Regions from separate parts of the Homo sapiens genome. Here all the other regions are linked to region 3. Evidence: chromatin contacts called from ENCODE Hi-C data. All regions are on one chromosome and are shown on one strand. The core of a region is the stretch at or near the end of the contact, and the rest is flanking DNA. Distances in the headings are between cores, read along the strand shown. Region 1 has its middle 35 kb from the start of MOB2. Region 2 holds the start of BRSK2 (BR serine/threonine kinase 2). Region 3 holds the start of LSP1 (lymphocyte specific protein 1).

Region 1 (2,700 bases), core at 15-2,514, 330 kb after region 3:
ACATCTGTTGGGTTAAATAAAATTAATCTTGGCTGTTTCTTTTACTTTTCAATGGGGCCATTAGAACATTTAAAATTATATCCATGGCTCAGATTATGGCTTGTGTTATATTTCTCTTGAACAGCACTGTTATAGAAGATGCTATTCTTGACCCATGGGTTAAGAAAAGTTTTTTTAAACAGGACTAAAAAGTACTCATCATAAAGGAAAAGATAGATAATTTGGTTTACATTAAAATTAAGCAGCTCTGTTTATCAAAGATATTCCTCAAAAACTGAAAAGGCTGGCCGGGGACCGTGGCTCACACCTATAATCCCTGCACTTTGAGGGGCCGAGGCTGGAGGACTGCTTGAGCCCAGGAGTTCAGGACCAGGCTGGGCAACATAGTGAGACCTCATAAATAAATAAATAAATAAAAATAAATTAACTGGACGTGGTGGCATCCGCTACTCAGGGGGACTGAGGTGGGAGGATCCCTTGAGCCCAGGAGGTCGGGGCTGCGGTGAGCCATGATCTCACCACTGTACTCCAGCCTGGGCCACAGAGCAGGACTCTGTTTCAAAAAAAAAAGAAAGCAACTTTTGCAGGGGGAATTTACCATACCTAGAACTTACCGGAGCTCAGATCCAGACTTCCCCACGGGCTCCAACAAAGAACAAGAAACAGCTCGTCCCGTAGAAGATGGGCAGAGGCTTGAACAGATGCCTCATGAAGAAGGACGTGCAAACGGCCCCGAGCCCTGGGAAAGAGCCCTTGACCACGTCTCCCCTGGGGTGAGCCCGGGAAAACCCCAAGCCTTAGACGCACTGCACGTGACAGCGGGTGTCTAGTGAGCACCGCGCCACTAGAGCGGGTGTCAGGGCGCCTTGCTAACCCTTTCCACCTGGTGTGCTCGCTGCTGTGTGGAACTCCCATCTTGTGCTTTTCATCTTCCCATGCTTTGTTTGAATTTCTTCTTTTTATTTTTTAATTATCCTTCTTTCAAATTGCCTTGGAAGTTAGGTACTTTATTTTATTTGATTTTTTGTAGAAGCAGGGTCTCACTGTGTTGTCCAGGATGGTCTCAGACTCCTGGCCTCAAGCCATCCACCCACCTTCACCTTCCAAAGTGCTGGGATTACACTGTGAGCCACCGTGCACACCCTCCTTTAGTGGTTTTCTTACAGCACACGCTAAACCTCCAGGGTCTGATGTTGATTAACAGCTTTATCCGCCTCCCCGAAGTACCCAAGATACTAGACCGCTTCTGGGTACTTCCCCTCTTGAGTTGTGAGCACTTGCTGTGTTTTAAATTCTGTACACTTCGGACCCCCACATGCTACTGCTGTGTTTTAAATTCTGTACACTTCGGACCCCCACATGCTACTTGTACGCTGGTATTTATTTAGGTTGGCTGGTTTTGTGCTCCATCTCTTTGGCTGTACCCTCTCCTTCCTCCTTTGTCCTTCTGGGTTTGTCCTTTTGCGTCTGTGACCAGTTTTCCTCTGCTTGTGCTGCAGCCTTGAGCTTTCTTGGATTTTCTTTCAGGTGACTCTGCTGGGGGCGCCCTCTCAGTCTCTGTCTGAAAATGCCTTCAGTTGTCCTTCATTCTTGGCAGAGCTTTTCGCTGTGTGTCGTGTTCTTGGTTGGCTTGCTTTCAGCCCTCTTTCGACGTGAGGCCGCCGACCTCCGGCTTCCGGCGTTGCTGTGGAGAAGCGGCTGTCAGATGCACTGCTGCTCCCTCGAGGGTATCTGCCACCTCCTGGCCCCAGCTGCTTCTGACGTTTATATTTTTAAATTTTTACATAATTTCAAAGTTAGAAGTTGCCAAAGTAGTGTGAATAATTCCTGCATACCTTCTCCCAGATTGGCCAGTGTCAGCGTTTCTGCCACATCTGCCTTGCCGTTTTCTCTCTCTCAGTACCTGCACGTGGGTCTTTTCTCAGCAGTTTGAGAGTGACTTGCATCTTTACCCCAGCATAGGATAGAATGCACTTCTGCAGGGAGACACCTCGGTGCACCCACACAGAAAGAGATGGTGAAGGGGCCAGACTGCCCGCCCTGTTCAGGATAAACTTTGAAACAGGCTCAGAAGTTACTTCATGTGAGATGTGGGGGAGACACGGAGGCATGGTGTGAGCGAGTGATAGCAGATCAGGCTTGCTGCATACTGGGAGGGGGACTTCAGTGGAAACTGCCAGCACAGAGCAGGACCGTGAGGATGGAGGGAGCCCGGGGGTGGCCAGCCCGATGGCCAGCGTCTCAGTGGCATCTCCCTGGGCTGCAGCCTGAGAGGGGCAGGGCAGCAAGCACGGCTGCTCTCTGGAAGCCCCACTCTCAGTATTGACGTGCAAGTTCACAGTCTAGTTCCTGACGCCGTGGAGACCAAGCCCTTCCCTGGGGACTGGAGGAGAGATGAGCAAAGGGAACAGAACACGACCCTGAGAAACTGGGGATCTGACCCCGGGCCCGCAGAGTGAGCTGCAGAAACAGTGGGCAGTCCCCACATGGCCTTGTTACAGCCTAGATTTCTTACCGAAATAGTTTTTTTGTTTTGGTTTTTATTTTTTGTTTAGAGACCAGGCTGGAGTGCGGTGGTGCAATCACAGCTCACTGCTGCCTTGACCTCCTGGGTTTAACAGATCCTCCTGCCTCAGCCTCCTGAGTAGCTGGGACCACAGGTGCGCACCACCGTGCCCCACGAATTTTGAAAAAAATTTT
Region 2 (2,700 bases), core at 122-2,621, 460 kb after region 3:
GTGCCGTGGGACCTCGGGGACACCAAGAGACAGGCCGGTCCTGAGAGAAGAAAGAAAATGGCTGAGCCCCAGCCTCCACAAAGGCGACTCTGTGAATGTGCCTGACCAGATGAAGGGCTAGCCAAACCCAGCGGGCCGGGGAGAGTTGGCCACATGCGAGGGTAGCTGGGTTGCCTCTGGCCTGGGTTCGGCCCCGCAGGGACCCGGCCTGTTCCCTAGAATGACAGCCAGGCCCCACCGGGAAGCCCCCTCCACCGGCAGGCCGCGGGGCTGCTCCACGGGTCAGGTCCCACGCACTTCTGGTCCCAGCACCAATGGCCTCTCCCTGCCCCGTGGGAATGCAGGTCACAGACGCTCCGCCCGCCCGAGCCCGAGCCGGAGCAGCGCAAGGCGCTGTCCAGCCCTCTGCAGGTCCCCGCACTCTCCCGCCCCCACCGCGGAGGGAGATCGGGCCTGCCCGGAGGCCCCGGTGGCCGGCGCGCGGAGGTGGGAGTCCCGCCGGGGGCGCAGCTGCTCGGGCAGCACGCCTATTAGCGCGGCCGCGGCAGACGGCAGATGGGCGCCCGCGCGGCCCCCTCCTCCCGCGGCACAATGGGCCCGGTCGCTGGGGCGCACAATGCGGCCCGGGCCGCGCACCTGCAGCGGGGCCCGAGGGGCGCCGTCCCGTGCGCCCCTGTCCGCCTGCGCGCCCCGCGCCGCGCCGCGTGTCCTTGGGCCGCGCCCGGCCGACCGCAGCCAAGCGGCCTGCGGGATCCGCGGCGGAACCGGGGCGCACGAGCGGACGGGGGCGCACGGGCCGCCCATTGTTCGCGGCCGGGGCCCGGGCCGGGCCTGCGGCTTCGCGGCCGGGGCCTCCCTCGGGCGCCCCCCACCCAGCGCGCTGCCAGCGCGGCCTCCCCGGCCCCGGTCCCCGCCCCGGCCGCACGCACCTGTCTGCCCCTTGCCCAGCGTCTTCTCCAGCCGGTAGGGCCCAACATACTGCGCGTGCTGCGCGCCGCCGTCCTTCCCCGTCGATGTCATCGCTCTGGGGCCCGGCGCCGGCCAGGGGCGCCCGGGCGCGCGGGCAGGGAGGGGCCGCCCAGCGTCCGCCCGCGTCCGCCGAGTGCCGTCCGCGCCGACCCGGCCGGGGCGCCCCCGCGGGCCCCGCTGCTTCGCGCCGCCCGCGTCCGCCCGCGCCGCCGCCCCCCGCGTCCACTCCGACGCGGCAGTCCGAGGCCTGGCCCGCGGCGACGCCTCCGCCTCGTCGAGAGGACAGGGCGGGCGGGGGCACCTGGCTTCCGCCGCCGCCGCCGCCGCCGCCGCCGAGGCCCGCGCCCCGCGCCCCGCGCCCCCAGCGCACGCCCGTCAGCGGCCGCGCAGCCGAGCCGAGCCGAGCCGAGCCGAGCCGTGCAGCTGAGCCGAACAGCCGAGCCCAGCAGCCGAGCCGAGCCGAACAGAGCCGAGACGAGCCGAGCCGCGCAGCTGAGCCGAACAGCCGAGCCCAGCAGCCGAGCCGAGCCGAACAGAGCCGAGCCGCGCAGCCGAGCCATGTAGCCAAGCCGAACAGCCGAGCCCTGTAGCCAAGCCGAACAGCCGAGCCGAACAGCGGAGTCGAGCGCAGCTGAGGGGAGCCGAGCCGGGCCGCGCAACGGAGCCGAGTCGACACGAGCCTGTACGAACGCAGCGGGATGCCGTGGCGGCGGCAAGCGGTGCCCGCGCCGGCCAATCAGCGCCTCCCCACCCCGCCCCGCCGCTACGAGCGCTCGGGGAGACTCTAGGGGGCGAGGCGAGGCCAGGGCGAGGCCGGGACCTGGGAGCCTCCAGCCCGCCGGCTGCCACGTCCGGTCCCACCAGGCAGCAGAGCTCCCGCTGCCGCCCGACCCGCCATTAAGGCGCATCCCGGGACGGAGCAGGCAGTGGGCCCATGGCGAGGGGGTGCAGATGGCTGCCCTGGACGGGGGTTTTACCCTGCAGGGCGTGACCCCGGGTGTCCCAAAGAGTTTCCCGCCCCTCGAGGGGGTGCTGCACGCGCGGGGGATGGGGATGCTGCCCTGGAGGGGGGCGAGTGTTGCATGCGGGGCGGGAGTGCTGTACTGGGGAGAGGTGCTGTATTCGGGGCAGGGGTGCTGCACACATGGGGGGTGCTGCACGCCAGCGAGGGGCATGCTGCGCTGGAGGGGGCGGGTGTTGCATGCAGGGCGCGGATGCGGCACACGTGGCGGGGGGGCTGCATGGGAGTCTGTGGGGCTACTGCACGCGGGCGTTGTCCAAGCAGAGATTGTGCACCCCCAGGGAGGACGTGGCCCTCCGCCTCCGCTCCCGAGGGAGAAGCGGCGGTTTTCCCAGTTATGCCACAGTGACCTGCGCGGCGCGGAGTCAAGGAACTCACCTGGGATCCGGCCGCAGCGCCCTGGCGCCTCCCGGCCCTTGCTACCGACCCCTCTTTCAGGTTGAGCAGCTGGGCAGGGGTTGCCGGGAGCAGCCTTTGGAGGTCTAAACACAGGCAGCCGAAGAGGCAGCCAGACCTGGACGGACCCTCTGTTTCTTTGCAGAAAAACACTGGTATTTCCTTAAGCCCGTGCTGCAGAAGGTGGTGGGAGGGGAGAGGTGAGGGAGACCCGGAACGCTGCAGAAGTGGGGGTCCCAGATCTTGCCCGTGTATGGTCTGCGGGCAACGTTTCCCCTGCGGGCTCTGCCACACACTGCTGCTGACCGTGGTCC
Region 3 (2,700 bases), core at 201-2,700:
TCAGAGATGCAGACCCCTCACACATACCAGACCCACAGCAATGTGACGGCCACCAAGGACACAGACACAGGACAGTGACTGCAGCCACCAACAGCACAGGAGCTTTGTGTGAAGGCCGGGAGGTGGTCCCTGCACCGCCCCGGGTCGGGTAGACCGGGACCCTCTGCTGTCAGCACCAAGGCAGAGACTGGTAGCAGCCCTGGCTGCAGTTTTGGGGTATGTGAGCGTCACCCTGGGCCTCCTCTCAGGTCCGTCCTGTGTGGCTGCGGGCATCACACTCTTTCTGCAACCTGGGCCCCAGCGCCTTCCCTTCCGCACACCAGGCCACAGCCCCCGCTGACCTGCTCCTAGGCCGGCCTCTATCCCCAGCACCGGATCCCCATCCCCTGACCATTAGCACGTCGCCCCTCTGCCCCTCAAAGCCCTACCTGTCCCTGCACCGCACGCCCTGAGCCCTCCCATCTCTTCTGGGACCTGCACCGGGGGCAACTCGGGTTCCCCTGGCGAGGCTCAGCTGTGATGCCTGGATGCCTGCTGGCCGGCAGCTCCCCTCTGCCAGGGAGCCCAGTTACTAAGCCGCTAGCCCTCTCCACCCACCCCAGCACAGGGCTGGATGCCCATTGGTACCACAGAGTACAGCTGCCCGCTAGGAGGCCTTTGGCAGCGGGGTTTTTCTGCCCAGCTCTGGCAGTCCTACACACAACCTCTGCCATGCCCCCTCATGTCCCCACTCCAACCAACACACGGTGCCTGGCACCCAGCACAGGCACCTGCCAGAATCCTTGGCCTTGTCCTTTACCGCAGGTCAAGGGCAGCTTTGGGTGCCCTGCCCTGAGGCCTGCTGGGCCCCAAGCCTGGCGGCCTCCAGACCCTCAAGGCAGGATAGCCCCTCTCAGATAGTCCTGTGGGCAGGTGGCCAGGCCCGGGCCAGTTCCACCCATCCCAGAACAGCTGCTCCCCAGCCCCCACCTTGCCTCTTCCCAAGCTAACAGGGCCCACAGTCCCCAGCTCCTCCCTGGCAGTCCAGGACACGTCTTGGGGTCTCCTCGCTTCAGGCATCCACCATGGGCTTAGGATCCCACGCGCCTCCCCCAGTGAGTCCAGGGCACAGAGGCAGGCGGAAGAGACCTCCACCCTTGTTGTGAGAGGGGGGTCCCAGCAAGACTTCCTGCCACCTGTCTGTGGGTCCCCAGTTTCCCCATCGGACATCCAAGTTCTCCCATTGGGGGCCCCAGATTCCCCATCAGGCACCTCAGTTCTCCACCCTCCATGCAGCTCAAGGACTATGCACCCGTGGACACGGCACAGGGCGCCGGGCGTCGCCGCAGACCCTTACCCCAGCAACTCTTCCCGCTCCTCGGCACCCGGGTCACTCGAAGCCTCCGCCATCAGCCTGTAGTCTGGGCCCCACAGGGTGCTGGCAGATCCCTGGAGTGGGTGTACGTGCTGTGGCTTTCAGTGCTTTCTGGGGCGGCTTCTGAGCCCCCACCCCCAGCCGAGTTTCACTTCCCCCTTCCGGCTGCAGGTTGAGGTTTGGAACCTGTCTCGGCTTGGGTCAGGGTGTTGTTTTTTAATCTGTTGCTACAAGAGGAGAGGAAGAAAAAAAAAAAAACCCAAACCACCCCTCAGGAAGCGTTAAGCAAGTTACAGGGGCCTGGGGTGACAGAGACGGGGTGCGAGGGCCAAGATGGCCGCAGGCAGCTCTTCATGGCTCGGGGAGGGGGACCCATGTTACCCCTGGTCCCCGCTAGTAGCTCTGGCCATCAGGTCCACCTGTGAGTGGCCAGTTCTCCTGCAGCATCAGGGACAAACACGTCTGTGATCCCATAAGCACCACGTGAGCGTTTTAGCTTCTTTGGGTGAAATCTACCCAGAGGCCGGCTCTCCTACAGGTGCTCATGGAACTTGGTGGAGTCTTTTCTCGAAGCCTGGGGTCATAGCCTTGAGCACATCAAACAGCTGTGGGTCCCAGGTGGCTTTGGGGGCTGTGCCCGGGATGCCCCTGCGTTCTACCCGTCGGGTGCCTTGTTCTGTCTTGGACTGCCTTGCTGATGCCGAGCTGTCGGGCATCCGCCTCGTCCCCCCGCTGCCCCTTGCTCTCCGTGCTCTGGTCGCTGGAGTTGACCACCGAGTGGTTCGTGTCCCCAGGCTCTAAAGGCAGTGCCTCAGGGACCCTCCCAAGAGGCATAGGCCAGCCCGAGGGGAGGGATGGAGGCTGTTTCCAGCCCTCACTGTCCCCAGCTTCTGGGAGTGACCACGCAGTGGCTCCAGGGTCAGGAGGAGGGATGCATGACTGCAGGAGCCAGACCCCAAAAGCTGAGGCAGGGGAGGACTTAAGCTGGGCCAGAGTAGGGCAGCCACAGAGGTGGCGAAGGCTTCCCTGCTGGAAACCTCAGCGCAGGAGAATGGGAGAAGGGAGCCCTGGCCAGCGGCTGGGCCTGAGAAATCCAACCAGCAAGGACTTACAGGGGGTCCCAAGGCAAAGAGGGGCTGGAGAGAGGCCAGGGGTTGGGAGGGCCCTGGGCCCAGAGTGTTGACCCATCAGGGTGGGGCCGAACCGGAGGCCGCCTCCTTGGGACTCAGCGAGCCCCCCACCCACCAAACACACCACAAAGACCAGCAGAGGCTTTCAGAGCCCCACGAGTGGAGGCACCAGAGGGATCCGTGGCCCAGACGATGGGCAGGGCTAAAACCAGATCA

Evidence for each region. Hi-C counts contacts between places; a loop is a spot of excess contacts on that map. Pooled maps may share reads with other maps.
Region 1: a loop to region 3 is called in a map of OCI-LY7, with 5 times the contacts of the local background. The contact joins the enhancer-like site here to the promoter of LSP1 in region 3. A Hi-C loop is called at or near these places in 1 of 168 maps with a recorded cell type or tissue (OCI-LY7), 10 of 37 single-sample maps with no recorded cell type and 6 of 50 pooled maps.
Region 2: a loop to region 3 is called in a pooled map, with 5 times the contacts of the local background. The contact joins the promoter of BRSK2 here to the promoter of LSP1 in region 3. A Hi-C loop is called at or near these places in 2 of 37 single-sample maps with no recorded cell type and 6 of 50 pooled maps.

The regions. Positions count from the first base shown.
Region 1 is chr11:1,520,080-1,522,779 of GRCh38, reverse strand. No RefSeq gene overlaps it. Among named protein-coding and RNA genes, the nearest start is that of MOB2, 35 kb to the right of the region's middle. RefSeq lists enhancers at 572-821, 1,759-2,259, 2,260-2,700. Within about 2 kb of position 1,264, at least 4 of the 41 ENCODE cell types and tissues checked have a DNase peak (open chromatin) inside an H3K27ac peak, as active enhancers do; they include OCI-LY7, where a contact is called at or near this core.
Region 2 is chr11:1,388,605-1,391,304 of GRCh38, reverse strand. BRSK2 (BR serine/threonine kinase 2) reads right to left here and starts at 1,371. Exons shown (of 20, transcript NM_001256627.2): 1 at 930-1,371. The coding sequence starts at 1,020. RefSeq lists a silencer at 1,605-1,974.
Region 3 is chr11:1,851,834-1,854,533 of GRCh38, reverse strand. It overlaps LSP1 (lymphocyte specific protein 1), which reads right to left and starts at 1,450. Exons shown (of 11, transcript NM_002339.3): 1 at 1,337-1,450. The coding sequence starts at 1,389. RefSeq lists enhancers at 1,359-1,678, 2,670-2,700.